2 separate regions of the Homo sapiens genome follow, and region 1 is linked to region 2. The links are chromatin loops, found by intact Hi-C in ENCODE. Cell type or tissue: endothelial cell of umbilical vein. All regions are shown on one strand. Links, peaks and the distances in the headings refer to the core of each region. The heading gives the core; the rest is flanking DNA. Region 1 overlaps MEGF9 (multiple EGF like domains 9). Region 2 overlaps LOC124902261 (a long non-coding RNA gene).

Region 1 (12,937 bases), core at 4,235-6,734, 440 kb before region 2:
GGTTGGACACGTCAAAACCTGCATTATGTGTGAAATCTGTCTACCTACTCTCCCCCTATTAAAAATGTTCAATACAAAGAATTTTTAAGAGAAAAAGTTCTGATAAAGTGCTAAGCTTTAATATAAAAAATACCTGAAAAAAAAAAAGCTAACAGTTCCATAGTAAAATTTGGATGTTCAGGGTAAGATGCAGTCCAATAATAAGTCCTTTGTGCATAGCTGATGTGACAAGAAAAGGTCATGTTGCTACCCTTTATATACATATATACATACATACATATATATATGTATATATGTATATGCCAGGCATGGTGGCTCACGCCTGTAATCCCAGCACTTTGGGAGGCCAAGGCAGGTGGATCACCTGAGGTCAGGAGTTCGAGACCAGCCTGACCAACATGGTGAAACCCTATCTCTATTAAAAATACAAAATTAGTCAGGTGTGGTAGTGCATGCCTGTAATCCCAGCTACTCAGAAGGATGAGACAGGAGAATCACTTGAATCCGGAAAGCAGAGGTTGTGGTGAGCCGAGATCACACAATTGCAATCCAGCCTGGGCAACAAGAGTGAAACTCCTTTTCAAAAATAATAATAATAAATAAATACATATATGTAAGCGTGTGTGTGTGCATGTGTGTGTACACACACACACACATGCACACACACACACTTGTAATCCTTTACTCCTACAGGGCTACTGGGCTTATATGTTTACTATTTTGGGGCTTTTTACTATTCTAAATAAGACTCCACATGTTTGTGACTACCACAATATAATTCTACTCTCTTAAGCCATTTATACCAGAATATTTTTTCCAGAAGAATTTTTTATTTGTGTTTGTTTTTTGGCCATACCCTGCAATGAGAAATCAATGAGTAAAAAAAAAATAACCTTACGTGGTAAACAATGTTATCTCAAAAGTAAAAATGAAAGCAAGTATAAGTATAAAATTTAGCCCAACACAGTGGCTCAAACCTGTAATCCCAGCACTTTGGGAGGTCAATGCAGGTGGATTGCTTGAGCCCCAGAGTTTGAGACCAGCCTGGGCAACAGGGCAAAATACTGTCTCTACAAAAAATACAAAAATTAGCTGGGTGCGGTGGTGCATGCCTGAGTCCCAGCTACTCAGGAGGCTGAGGTGGGAGGATCGCTTGAGTCTGGAAGGTTGAGGCTGTAGTGAGCTATGATCATGCCACTGCACTCCAGCCCGGGAAATAGAGCGAGACCCTGTCTCAGAAGAAAAATAAATAAATTAAAAAAAGAATAAAATTCATTGATTCTTAAATATTAATCACTGTTTACATTGCTTTAAGGTGCATGTACCTAAAGTACAACTATAGAGAAAGAAAACAAATAAATTAAAGATAGGCCAGACATAAATAACCAAAGTGTTAACAACAGTCGTGAGAGGCAATAGCCCTTTCAGAGTTTTTCTCCCTCTAGTCTAGAAATTATCTCTAGTATACATGCATCACTTTTATTTTTTATTACCTTGATTTTTCTTATTGTAAAATAACACACTGTAAAATATATCACATACACATTGTAAAATATTTCAAGAACTCAAGCAATTTGAAACACTTCATATATATATTTAATAATTATTTATTTTTACAATAAAAATAAAGACCATAACGTTTAAAACCTATATACGGTAGAAACTAATGATGTGAATTTGCTTCTTTAATAGCTTACAACTCCTCTGTGAGAGGCAACATAGCATTAAAAAATGGTATGGGGCTGGGTGCGGTGGCTCACACCTGTAATCCCAGCACTCTGGGAGGCCGAGGCGGTCGGATCACGAGGTCAGGAGATCAAGACCATCCCGGCTAACACGGTGAAACCCCGTCTCTACTAAAAATATAAAAAATTAGCCGGGAATGGTGGTGGGTGCCTGTAGTCCCAGCTACTCGGGAGGCTGAGGCAGGAGAATGGCGTGAATCCGGGAGGCGGAGCTTGCAGTGAGCCCAGATCAGCCACTGCACTCCAGCCTGGGTGACAGAGCAAGACTCTGTCTCAAAAAAAAAAAAAAAAAAAAAAAGTGGTATGGGAATTAATGTCAAATTTGTGTTCCATTTCCAGCTGAAATTCTCACAAACTAAGTTACCTTAAGCAAACAGCTTCTCTGATTTTCACTTTTCTAATCTGTAAAATGGGATAATAATTCTTTGGCTAACGATTTAATATAATGTGAGCATTTCAAAGGGTGAAAGACTATTCCATAGGACATAATGTTTTCTCTTTATGTCTTAATTTCTTCATCTGTAAATTTTAAAAGCTGAACTAGATGAAATCTAAGGTTTCCTTTAAATCTAAAATCTAAGAATCTTTCTTTTATGATAAATGATACATAAAAATAAGCTGAAGTTTAACATTGTTCATTATGCTCTGCCTGGAACCCCCCAAAATATAACAATACTGCCCTAAAACTCACATTCTCACATTCTCATTGCTGAAAGATGGCCAAAGGGTGGATCAAAAGAAAAAGGAATGTTTCCTGAAGATGATTTTTTCATGCTCCTTGACTAAGCATCTCAAAAATCTTTGTAGAGATAACCAAGAAAATAAATAGTCAAAGAAAGGAATGTAGGGCTCCTTTCCAGCCAAATTCAGGGACAAAACATTGAAAACATACATTGTTACCTGCAAAAAGACCTTTCCTTATTCCTTTATTTATTTTACCATTTCATCATTTATATATAAACCTATCTGAAATACAGTAATGTGCTTTGTTGTAGGAAGAAATGCCTTACCCTCTTTATAGAACAAAAGGCAAGCTTTAACCTGTCAAACTGAAAGAAGGCCAGTATGGAGCCCAGGTTAACAAGGGAGAGAGTAACAGGGCATAAGGTCAGAGAGAAAGGCAGGGCCCAGAAAATGTAAAACCAGATAGGCCATAGAGAGATGTTTGAATTTTATTTATTCCAAAAGGGATGAGAAGCCATTGGAGGGCTTAAGCATGAAAATGACATGATCTGGTTTTACATTTTAAAAAGATTGCTCTGGTTGTTATGTGGAGACTAACTGTGGTGGGGTGGGGATCAGAGAATAGGGAGAGAAGAGAGGAGGCTGAAAGGCCAGATGAGACTGTGCCAAAGTAGTTCAAAGAGATGACAGTGGCTTGGGCAAGGATGATGCAATAAAAGTCATGAACAGTGGTCAGATTCAGGGTATGTTTTGAAGATAGGGCTGATGGAATATACTGATGAGCTGGATATTTGCAGTAATAAAAAGGAGCAAAATCAAAAATGACTACTAGGCTTTGGGACTGAGTAACTTGGTGAAATGAATAGAGCAGGCTTAACTTATAAGTTGAAAAAAAAGTTGTTTTGGATGTGTTAGGTATATAATGCCAATTAAAACAAGTGGATATTTGACAGTTGGATATTTGAGTGTGGAGATCAACGGAGAAATGCAAATCTGATAATAAGCACATATATAGATGGCATTTAAATTAAATCCAGGGTTAAGGGGGAAAATGAGCTAAAACAAACAAACAAATACAAATTAAATCCAGGGGACTGAATGAGACCACTTAGGGAGAAAGTTTAAATGGCAAAGACAAACTTGACAAGCTCTGAGCCCTGAGGCACTCCAGTGCTTGGAGCTGAACTGAGGAAGATGTAGTAGAACAAATAAGAAGGAAAAGCTGGTTAGGTAGCACAAAAACTAGGAAAGCATGATACTCTGAAGTAAGTATCATTGGGGAGTAGAGGATTGGTCAACTCAGTCAAGCTGCTCAGGTCAAGTTACTCATCATGGGACACTATGAATACATAAAGGTACACTGGATTTTCAAAGGAAGTATATTATATGAACATGAAGTTCCAGTTTTAAAAATAATATCCCCCCACTTCCATTTTAAGGGAAACGTGCTTAATAAAGAAAATCTAGAAAAATACAGGAGTAGAAAGGGGTAAAAAATCATCCTAGGAAATCTCTCATTAAGATTTTTAGGCTGGGCTCCGTGGCTCAAGTCTGTAATCCCAGGACTTTGGGAGGCCGAGATGGGTGGATCACCTAATGTCAGGAGTTCAAGATCAGCCTGGCCACCATGGTGAAACCCCGTGTCTACTAAAAATACAAAAATTAGCTGGGCGTGTGATGGTGGGCGCCTGTAATCCCAGCTACTTGGGAGGCTGAAGCAGAAGAATCGCTTGAACCCGGGAGCCAGAGGTTGCAGTGAGCCGAGATCGTGCCATGTACTCCAGCCTGGTGACAGAGCAAGACTCGGTCTCAAAAAAAAAAAAAAGATTTTTAGTACTTCTCTTTGTAATCTTTCCTCATTTACAGGGGTTTGGCTTTTGTTTTTTAACTAGTCTAATTATATGGCATAAGTTATTTTATACCTTGCTTCTTTCACTTTCTCATATTGCTATATATCATTCTTTAAAACATTTTATCAGCCAGGCACAGTGGCTCACATCTGTAATCCCACCACTTTAGGAGGCCGAGGCAGGCGGATCACCTGAGGTCAGGAGTTCGAGACCAGCCTGCCCAACATGGCAAAACCCCGTCTCTACTAAAAATACAAAAAATTAGCCGGGCGTGGTGGTGGGCGCCTGTAATCCCAGCTACTTGGGAGGCTGAGGCAGGAGAATCGCTTGAACCCAGGAGGTGGAGGTTGCAGTGAGCCGAGATCGCGCCACCATACTCCAGCCTGGGCAACAAGGGTGAAACTCTGTTTCAGAAAAAACAAAACAAAACAAAACATTTTATCGAGAACATAGTAACAGTTACCATTTACTGATTACTTGTGATGGACCAGGCACTATATAAAGGCTGTACAAGTGTATTGCATTTAATCTTCACGACAACCCACTAGGCAGTTACTGCTATTATATCAAATTTATAGATGAAGAAACAGATTAAGCAACTTGCTCAAGGTAAGGTCAACATTTGGTTTTCTGTGTTTTTAATAATATACTGCCTAGATAACAGTATTTACTTAATACCCTATTGTGAGAAATTGGGTTGCCTAACTTTTTAAAATTGTAACTACCATTTTGGTGAGCATCTCTGAATATAACCTTCTTAAGAATTTAGAATTCTTTCCTTAGAATAGATTCCTGGAAATAGAACTACCAGATCAAAGAACAATTTTTAAGATTTCTAATACTTACTGTCAAATTGCTTTCCAAAATGTTTATCCAAATATATCTTACCACAAAAAAAGAGTACTTTGAAAATCTACTTCAATCTAAAACACAAGGTATAGCAAAACAGTAGAGGGGGTGAAAATAGGACTGTGAAAACACAGTAAGTGGCCACCAGAGGGCAACCTTATCACAGCACTGTTGAAAATAAAGTCACTTGACGAGAGTGGTTTTATATAAAGCTTGTAATTTTAAATACAGTATTTGCACTCCTTCACGTTGGATTCCACTTTTATTATAATTCCAAACAAAGAACCCATTTATTTCTCTCACTACTAGCTGCTTTTAGAAACCATAACCATGAAAAGAATTATTTTGCCTTAAATTATCTCCAGAGAAAGGACAGGTCAGCACTTACATGACAGTAAAGACAGTGGCCTCGTTGCCTTAAGAAAAATTAAAACTGAGAATCAGCAATGTAGACTGCTTTTCGGTACTGTAAAAGATCTAGGGAGTAATTTTAATCGACTCAGTATAATGAAGTATTCCTGTTGTTACTCAGTATTGAAAATAATCTTTCCTCTGTACGCCTTTCCATTCATTTGTTCATTTATTTGATAAAAATTTAGTGAGTAGTTACTATATGCTAAAGCTCCATGCTAGAGATTGTGTATACAATGGTGAAAAAAAAAAGTTCTTGCCCTCATGAGTGAGCCATATGTGACTCAGAATCACAAATAAATATACAATTACAAACTGTGAAAAGTGCTATGAAAAAATACAAGTATATGTGAGAGCATATAATAAGGAAATTACCATTAAGCCTAGAGCATCAGGAAATGCTTTCTAATGAAGTGGCCTTTAATTGACGACTCGAGGGAAGAATGTGATTTAATAAGGCAGAGGGGTCAAGGATGGAGGTAGAGGTGGATTAGAAAAACCATTCTTGGCAGAGGAAAGATCATATATGAGAACCCTGGGACCAGGGAACATGCCTTGTTTTAGAAATAAAAGCCAGTCTGACTGGATCACAGATGTAAAGAAAAAGAACGCCACAAGATAAAACTGGCAAATAGGCAGAGACAAGATCGCATAAAAGAAAAAAAAAACAATTTCTTCTAAATCAATTTGTTTTACTATAGAGTATTTGAATGAAGAATAAAACTTTCAACCGATTTTTCCAGGGTACTTTTGACTTCAAGTATTTTGCCACCCTGTTCTCATAAAAACACTTGTACTTGTCAGACTAGTGTGTCCTGATTTTTTTTGCTTGTTTGTTTGGGAAAAAAAATGTTTCCAAGGAAGGATACTTAATTCTTACATTTAGGAAAACTAAGATCAGAAGTTAATTGGCTTTAGTTTTTAATGGTTTGACTAAGTTTGCCTAAATGTGGTTTTCTTTGTTTTATATTGCTTAGGGTTTGCTGAACTTTCTGAATCTGTCGGTTGACACCTTTAATCCATTTGGAAAATTCATGGCCATTTTCTCTTCAGATATTACTGGGATCCAGTATCACTTTCCTCTCTTTTTAGATCTCCAATTACATTTATGCTAAACCTTTTGGCTGTGTCCCACATCTTCCCTGCTCTGTTCTTTCCATTATATTTTCTCGAAATGCTTCAGTTTGGATATTTTTAATTGTACTGTATTCAAGTCTTCTAACTTTGTCTTCACTGTGTACAATCTACTGTTAGATTAATGCAATGAGTTATTAATTCACATGTTGTATTTTTCAGTTCCAGTTTGTTCATTTGATATTTTAGAGATTCCAATTTCTATTGACATTTTGCCTCTCTTCACCTATTTTGTCTGATTTTCCCTTTATTGTATGAAAATACTAACTTTAGTCAAGTCTTTCTAAGTTGACTCTAACACCTAGATCACCTAAAGGTCTGCTTCCATTGCTCATTTTTTTTCTCTTTGGTATTGGTCACATTTTTCTGTCTTTGCATTGTCCAGTATTTTTTATTGTATGCCGGACACAGTATATAAAAGAACCAGAGAGGGCTCCCCTTTCATCTGTTAGGCAGATATAATGAGAGAATTACTTCAATCCAATCAGAAGGTGAGGCGGCTTGAGGGTGGACTGTAATTTTAGTATGAGTTAATCAACTTCTGGTTCCTTACTATTTCTTGGTCAGAGCCTAGCAAGCCTGTGTCTCCTTAGCCCTAAAAGACTGTGAGAGATTTGTATTGGCCTTTGGTAATTTGAGCTTAGGTCCCACTGCATGCACCCTCAGAGTCTGAAGACATCTTGAGGGGGAGATAATTGAATGTCATAGCAGGCCCTCTCTTTCTAAAGGGATTTTGTCTCCTCAGCACAAGACTGAAAGAGAAAGAGATTTTTTTCTACCTTTCTGGCCCAGCCTTCCATCTTTTGCATAGTCGGCTAATATCCTGTGGGAAAGCTGGCCTTGTGTTTGGGGATCCTCTTGTTTCCAACCATCATGCAAGCCTCAAATGACTGCCAAAAACATTTCTTGTATCTCTTTCCTAAAGAATTCCTTTGCTTGGGTCTAGCTCATTCTTTGCCTATGCTCAGAATCAGCAAATGTCCCCTGGAAAGACAATGGCTGGTGATCATCAGTTTACCTAGGAAGAGTTCCAACCTTTCTGGAATTTTAGTTCCTATAGTTCTCCTTGCCTCCATAGGTATATGACTTTTTTTTTTTTTTTTTAATTTACGTACTTTTTCAAGTTTGTTGTAGCAGGAGTTTGGCTTGCTGTGATCTAGTACATCCTACTTAGAAGATAAAGGCCCTTCCAAACTATTTCAGAAGAATCAACCTATAGCTGAAAGATTTCCAAATTAAAAGAACAGTGGAATAATTACATGACAAAGTTAAGGAAAGTACGTACCTGTGAGGGCATCGCAACTGGCAGACCGATTATTGCATTGGCAGGGCAAGCAGCCATTCTTACTAAAGCCATAATATCCATCTTGGCATCGGTCACATATAGAGCCAATGACACCCACTTTGCACTGGCATTTCCCAGAACTGCAAATAAAAGCAAAGACAATGAATAAAAGTAAATCAATTTAAAAGTTGTATTGAGTAACACCCCAGAAGGGAAAGAAAGCCCAGCTCATGTAAATCATATATACTTACCATATCTCAAAGCCTTGTGTCCAAATAAATCACCTATCAAATTCTGTATTGCTATTAAAAGCTGTCTAGTGTATTGCATAATGCAATTTCTTAGCTAACAAATAATTTTACAGAAAATTTAAAATGGAGGCATTTGAAAGCAGGAGTAATAATGATGATGCAATGAGCTATCATTTATTGAGGGCTTATGTCAATAAATATATTTTTTCTCTAATCCTCAAGGTAGTTCTACCTGGTGAGGGTCATAATACTTATTTTACTACTGAGAAAATTCAGATAAAGTTACTGTCCTCAGCTAGTAAGTCAAGTCTATTCATACAAAGCCAGACTTTTCCCCACCATACTATCTACTCCTAAGATTGACTCTAAATTGGTACAAGAAATTTGTCTGCCAAATAACTTGATATCCACTTAGGTATCAAGCTTCATTCTGTAGATCCAAAGCATTACAATTCACCATCTATATAGGTCCTGACTCCAGTGATGGTGTTTATGCCCTGTCCACAATAAATCTTGCTCTCTTTTCTCACTGCAAGTAAATTTCAGGTCTTTAACAAAGGCTGAGAAATCTTATTGCTTGAAGAGAAGCTGCAGCCTAACAAAGTCAAAGGTTCTCAGAGATAGAAGCCCAAATATTTTGATGTTTAAAGCTTAAATAAAATTTGTACTGATCATAGTATAGGAGATGTTTTTAAAAATGCAACAAAAATTTACATTATCTAATTTATACTATCAAGCATGAATCTATGAATCTTAAGTAATTTAGTAAAGAAAAAAGAAAAGAAGCCACACACATATACGGTCTTACACAAGAATATCCCAAGGTACTTAAAGATCTAGCAAAGAAAACCTGTATTCATAAAAAATAAAATTCAGGAATATTTTATGACTCAATAAGAAGGAACCAGTCAATCGAAGCCACTCTATACTATCAGAAAATTATAAAGAACATAATGTACCTTTCAAAGAATGGCTTACAACACTTCATCAGCTTATTTCCAAGGCTTTTAAAATGTTAATCAAAATATGCTTACTCCTCATTCCTCTAAATATGTTATTCAATATACAAAAGGATAAACAGTTACTTTCAATGATGGTGTTTGCCTAACCCACAACCTACAAGAAGAAGGTATTAGTTTCGAACACAAAATCACTTAATAATATTGTGTAACCATAATATAGCCAATGTTCCCAAAGTAGTTGCTATTCCTGAAGTGGGTTTTCCCTTAATAATTCTTGGGGCACTAAAAGACTTTCTATCTGGAGGATCTGCTCCTTAATTGCTGATTTAAAGTGACTTAATGAATCTTGATAAAGTAGTTGTCTGAGTGTACATACCATGCTTTATTTTTTCCTGGGTGATTTTTGTTCGTTTTTGTTTTTTGAGAAAGGGTCTCATTTAGTCCCCTAGGCTGCAGTGGCGTGATTTCGGCTCACTGCAGCCTCAACTTCCTGGGTTCAGGTGGTCCTTCTGCCTCAGCCCCTCAAGTAGCTGGGACTACAGGTATGCGCCACCACATCCGGCTAATTTTTGTATTTTTTGTGGAGACAGGGTTTTCCCCTGTTGCCCAGGCTGGTCTCAAACTCCTGAGCTCAAGCAATCCGTCTGCCTTGGCCTCCGAAAGTGCTAGCATTACAGGTATGAGACACCATGCATGGCCAGATTTTAAAACAACAAGAAAAAAAAAGGTGCTTTTCTCTCTTTTAAAAGAAAATATAGGCCGGGCGTGGTGGCTCACACCTTTATCCCAGCACTTTGGGAGGCTGAGGTGGGTGGGTCACTTGAGGTCACAAGTTCAAGACCAGTGATCAGCCTGGCCAACATGGTGAAACCCCGTCTCTACCAAAAATACAAAAATTAGTCAGAGTGGTGGTGTGTGCCTGTAGTTCCAGCTACCTGGGAGGCTGAAGCAGGAGAACTGCTTGAACCCAGAAGACGGAGGGTGCAGTGAGCCAAGATCATATCACTGCATTCCAGCTTGGGTGACAGAGTGAGACTCCGTCTCAAAAAAAAAAAAAAAAAAAATGAAGTGAGGAATTTTGGTTGTGAGGCTGCACTACTAGTGCTTTTGCATCATGTTATTCATGGCCCAAGGCCAATTTCTGCATGTATAAGAATTAAATTTATCAGGCATGGTGGCACATGCCTATAGTCCCAGCTACTCAGGAGGCTGAGGCAGGAAGATCACTTGAGCCCAGGAGTTCTAGGCTGCCTGAACTACTCCAACTGCAGTTAAACAGGAATAAACAGCTGGGTCCACTTATCTCAAATTAAACCTGTCTCTCATAAAGCCCCACAGACCAAGAAACACAGGAGACTAATCCTGCAACCACCCAATGGGTTCACCTTGCCCACTGCCTAGGCAGAGCTGATTTATCAAGATGGGGGAATTGCAATACAGAAAGAGTAATTCATGCAGAGCCAGCTGTGCAGGAGACCAGAGCTTTATTATTACTCAAATCAGTTTCCCTAAGTATTCAGGGATTAGGGTTTTTAAGGACAACTTGGTGGGTGGGGTGAAACCAGGGAGCCAGAAGTGCTGACTGGTTAGGCAGGAAATGACATCACAGGGAATTGAAGCCATCCTCTTGAGCTGAGTGTGCCATGATCGGGCCTGTGAATAGCCACTGTACTCCAGCCTGGGCGACACAGGGAGACTCTGTCTCTTAAAAAAAAGATTTAAATCGGCCAGGTGCAGTGGCTCATGCCTGTAATCCTAGCACTTTCGGAGGCTGAGGCGAGTGGATCACGAGGGCAGGAGTTCGAGACCAGCCTGGCCAACATAGTGAAACCTCGTCTCTACTAAAAATACAAAAATTAGCAGGGCATGGTGGCACACACCTGTAGTCCCAGCTACTCGGGAGGCTGAGGCAGGAGAATCGCTTGAACCTGTGAGGTGGAGGTTGTGGTGAGCCAAGATTGCGCCACTGCACTCCAGCCTGGGTGACAGCAAGACTCTGTCTCACAAAAAAAAAAAAAAAAAAAAAAAGAAAGAAAAGAAATCACTCAGCAAATATAAAGCTTTGCCTGTGTGACTTCCTTCGTAGAATAAAGACTTTACAACACTCCCTTTCATGGTCTCTCTCTGTTAAAGACTTGAATGCTTTCTGAAGCAAAGGTCAATGATATAAATGCAATGAAACCAAAAAAGAAAAAAAAAAGGCTGTGAACAGACCACTTATGCTTATCCATAGATTTGAAATGAAAGAACCAAAACCCACAGCTTCATAACTGGAGAATAAATGTGTAGAACTGGATTTTAAATAGAAATCAGACATCTGTACTATGAGATCAGCTAACAATTTAAGATAAAATTTGCTTATCTGGTCTTAATGACATGTTGCTAGTAAAGTACCAAGATAGCACAAAAATTATATCAGAAAAAAAAGAATATAGAATTATTCATAAACGAAGCATAAGCATTGTGGAGCTACGCTGCATTAAGTGTAACTATGCATATACTACACATTTCTTAAATTATCCCAAAAGGGATTCTCAGATTTTCTTGTGGTAGTAATGCTCAGTTATAGAACTTACATACTCATGGGTGTGAACAACTCCTGCAAGGTTTTAACACTTTAGAAAAAAGCATTTTTTAAGTGTATATAAATAAAAACATATTTTACAACACTAATAGTCATTACTTTTTCAAAAGAAAATTCACTGGTGTATCATCTCAAGATATGGTACATATCTATGTCACATGAATACAAGCCAAATTACCTTTTTAAAGACTCTGTTTAAGATGAGTGGGTGGAGAAGCTTCAGAATTTCCATTATTTTACAGTCACATTGATTAGGTGGGATGGGTATAATACAGGAAAGGAGTATCAGAGTTTATGGAAAAAACCAGCCCGAGGAAACAGAGTTTGGTTCATATTCCAGCTCTACTAGTGACTAGCTGGCACAAAGTATTCATTCTATCTTGGCCTCTGTATTCTCATTTGTTAAGTGAAGACAATTATACCAACCTTTGTAGTATATTAAAAATTGCATACACAATGCATTTAGCACAGTGTCTGGCACATACTCAGTACTCAAAAATGAAAGCAACTATGGACATGATGACAGTGATCCTAGATCTTAAATATTTTCTGAGAATTCTAAGGAAAGTAGGTTAGAATTCCCAGTTGGCAAAGACAGGGAAGACTAAGTTACTTACTTTTAAAATTTAAAATTTGTAAGTAATTTAAAATTTTAGAATTCTGTTAATAAAACTAAAAAAAAGCAAAACATTAAAGGATAATTACTAGTTTGTAGCAAAAATATGGCTAGAAAAAGAGAGCACATTATAAACACATGGTAGAAACAGTTTTGGGGGAAAAAATTTTAATCGAGAAGAGAAAGGATCTGCAAAATCCTACATTAGGTGGGATCAAAGCCAGCTGGACCTGACTTGCTTTTCTACCAACTAGTTAATGATTTATTTCTAAATTGTTAAATGTCTTGGCATGTTTTTTGTTATCAAGAAAGTCTATTTTCTTCCTAAGATTTACAAGATATAAAGTACGTGTGTATGTATATTTTTAGGTATCACATTATCAATTTTAACTCAAGCAGTTACAGAATAATTAAAAATTATACATAGTTCTTTCCTTTTTCTTTTTTTTGAGATGGAGTCTTGCTCTGTCACCCAGGTTGGAGTGGTGCAGTGGCACAATCTCGGCTTACTGCAACCTCCGCCTCCTGGGTTCAAGCGATTCTCCTGCCTCAGCCTCCCAAGTAGC
Region 2 (2,500 bases), core at 1-2,500:
CTTTTTTGTCTGTAACTAATTCTGTATTTTATAAACTCTTAAATAATTTATATCCCAGTCCACACATTTTGATTCTTATTATATACTATTGTGTATTCTAGGCAAAGGTTCAAATGCACAAGGTGGGAATAAATGTGACATAATTGAATACCTAGTCTGGCTTATGTCTGGTTCTCCCTTCCTCAATAGAGCTGGAGCAAGACTGGCTGAAATGACCACCAGGCAGATGGCAGATTGGGAAGACAAACTGAAAAGGTGAGAGGTGGAAAGAGTCAGAGAATAACTGGATAAGCCACATTCTGGGAAATACAGTGGTTCAAATCCACCGTGGATAAATTTGTATTTGAAGATTGAATGGTAACTGGGAAAAATAGAGAAGGAAGCCATTGCTTAAACTATGCTTGAAAGTCACCAAAGCAGTGGGTTGGAATAGCATGTCCCAAAAGGCCACTTCACATCCTAAATAATAATGGAATAGGATAGGATTTCAGATAAGGAAGTAGGGAGGAAGTGGAAAATAATAAGGCTAAGAGAAAATCCAGTGTTAATAATGGAATTTAGTTAAGCATATTTTCCTTAGAGGAATCAAAAGGAAACAACATACAAGGAGGAGATGCTCACTCTCCCTTTATCTCTCACAGTTTTATAACCTCACCTGAATCTGTTCTTTCTGTACCCTAGACCTTCTAATGAATCAAGCTCAGCTCATTAACCACCTTCTTTGGTTCCACTGAGCCACGCTTTTTCAGACAATGTTGCTTTTTGTTCAGCATAAGTTCCTTCATCTAATTCTAATACCTGTTACTCATCCAGTGGCTAAATGTGGTAGCCAGACTCCAAGATGGCTCCCAGTGGTCCTTACCTCCCTCGTATTCATGCCTCTGTGTGGTCCCTTCCCACACTGTATCACACCGATTCATCTGACCAATAGAATACAGCAAAAGTGAAGATGTGTGACTTCTGAGGTTAGGTCATACAAGACATTGCTGTTTCTGCCTTTTTCTCTCTTGAACGGCCTGTTCTAGGGGAAGCCCCCATGTAGTGAGCACACTCAGGAAGCCTATGGAGAAGCCCACGTAGAAAGGAACCACGGCCTCCCGCCCAGAGCCATGTGAAGTGAATCCTCCAGCCCTAGTCATGCCTTTAGGTGGCTGCAGCCCAGCTGTCATCTTGACTGCAACCTCATAAGAGAACCTAACCCAGAATTACCTAGCTAAGCCATTCCTGAATTCCTGCCCATAGGAACTGGGCAGATAATTAAGGTGTGTTGTTATCTTACGTCATTAAGTTTGGGGGAATTTATTACATAGCAATAGTAATTTTACACTAGATTAGCTGTTTTTCTAAAAATATAACTTTCATCAAAGCTCCTTACATTCACTACCACCACCCAAATAGGTCCTTGCTCCTCGGTCATCAATGCTTATAATTAGCAAGTGTACTTTAAGTTCCTGAAGAGCAGCAGCTTCAGGAGCCTACTTTGAAAGCGCCACCTGCTGGTATTAACTTAATAGCTTCCCAAAGAAAGCTGGAATAATTCGTGCTGATTAAGTCAATGCTTAGGTGCGACAGCTTTTCATGGTAAACTCTGGCTTCTCATCTTACATTAATAACTCTTCTGAGAACCAGCTTCTTTGCTTCCTTGAGATAACAGCTGCTTTGCCTTCTTCTTAAGAATGCTGAAATGCGATCTTTCTTAGCACTGAAAATCACATAAACATTTATGGAGTTCTTATGATTACTCTTTCTAGGATTACTGTTTCTTGCTTTTCCAACTCTTTTCTTTCTGCTTCAATTATTTTTAAAAGAAGACATGCTAAAGTCTCTGTTTTTTACAAGAAAAAAAACCAGGTATCACAAAATCTTTGAATTTTTTTTTCCTTCCAAAATAACTGCCAAATCTCTCAAAACACTTAGTCTATCCCTCCCCACCCCACCCAGCTGACTCTAAGTAATTTTATTTCCCCCTATTTATCCTGAGACCCCTAGAATGCTTTCTGGATCTCTTCATAAAAGTTATATAGAAAATATTAAATTAATAAAATAATTGCCCAGCAGCAGAAGTCACTTGATGTTGGTTGGAATGATTCAGCATTATACTCATTTTACAGACAAAGAATCTGATAATCAGAAGGTCTGTATTGCTTCATTTAAAAATCCCAGAATCAGGTCGGGCGAAGTGGCTCACACCTGTAATCCCAGCACTTTGGGATGTCGAGGCAGGCAGATCACCTGAGGTCAGGAGTTCGACACCAGCCTGGCCAACACGGTAAAACCTTGTCTCTACTAAAAATACAAAAATTAGCTGGGTGTGGTGGTGGGCGCCTGTAATCCTAGCTACTCAGGAGGCTGAGGCAGGAGAATCACTTGAGCCCAGGACATGGAGGTTGTAGTGAGCGGAGATCGTGCCACTGCACTCCAGCCTGGGTGACACAGCGAGACTCTGTCTCAAAAATAATAATAAAAGCCCAGAATCACACACACAAAAAAGTAGCTCTGG

What was found. Hi-C counts contacts between places; a loop is a spot of excess contacts. Peaks named below come from ENCODE experiments on the same cell type or tissue, not always from the same donor. Only the 100,000 strongest peaks of a DNase experiment are listed, where the experiment ranks them.
Region 1: it touches region 2 in a loop (4-fold over the local background); 15 of 110 quality-filtered maps call a loop at or near these places.

Annotation. Positions count from the first base shown.
Region 1 is chr9:120,614,658-120,627,594 of GRCh38, forward strand. It overlaps MEGF9 (multiple EGF like domains 9), which reads right to left. Exons shown (of 6, transcript NM_001080497.3): 3 at 7,959-8,098. Among named protein-coding and RNA genes, the nearest start is that of CDK5RAP2, 41 kb to the left of the region's middle. In endothelial cell of umbilical vein, for the core only: a CTCF peak has its summit at 5,287 (motif pointing right); a DNase peak (open chromatin) is centred at 5,294.
Region 2 is chr9:121,058,738-121,061,237 of GRCh38, forward strand. LOC124902261 (a long non-coding RNA gene) reads left to right here. Exons shown (of 3, transcript XR_007061753.1): 3 at 190-267. It also overlaps a transcript of C5 not described here. Among named protein-coding and RNA genes, the nearest start is that of C5, 9.7 kb to the left of the region's middle. In endothelial cell of umbilical vein, for the core only: a CTCF peak has its summit at 1,488 (motif pointing left); a DNase peak (open chromatin) is centred at 1,494.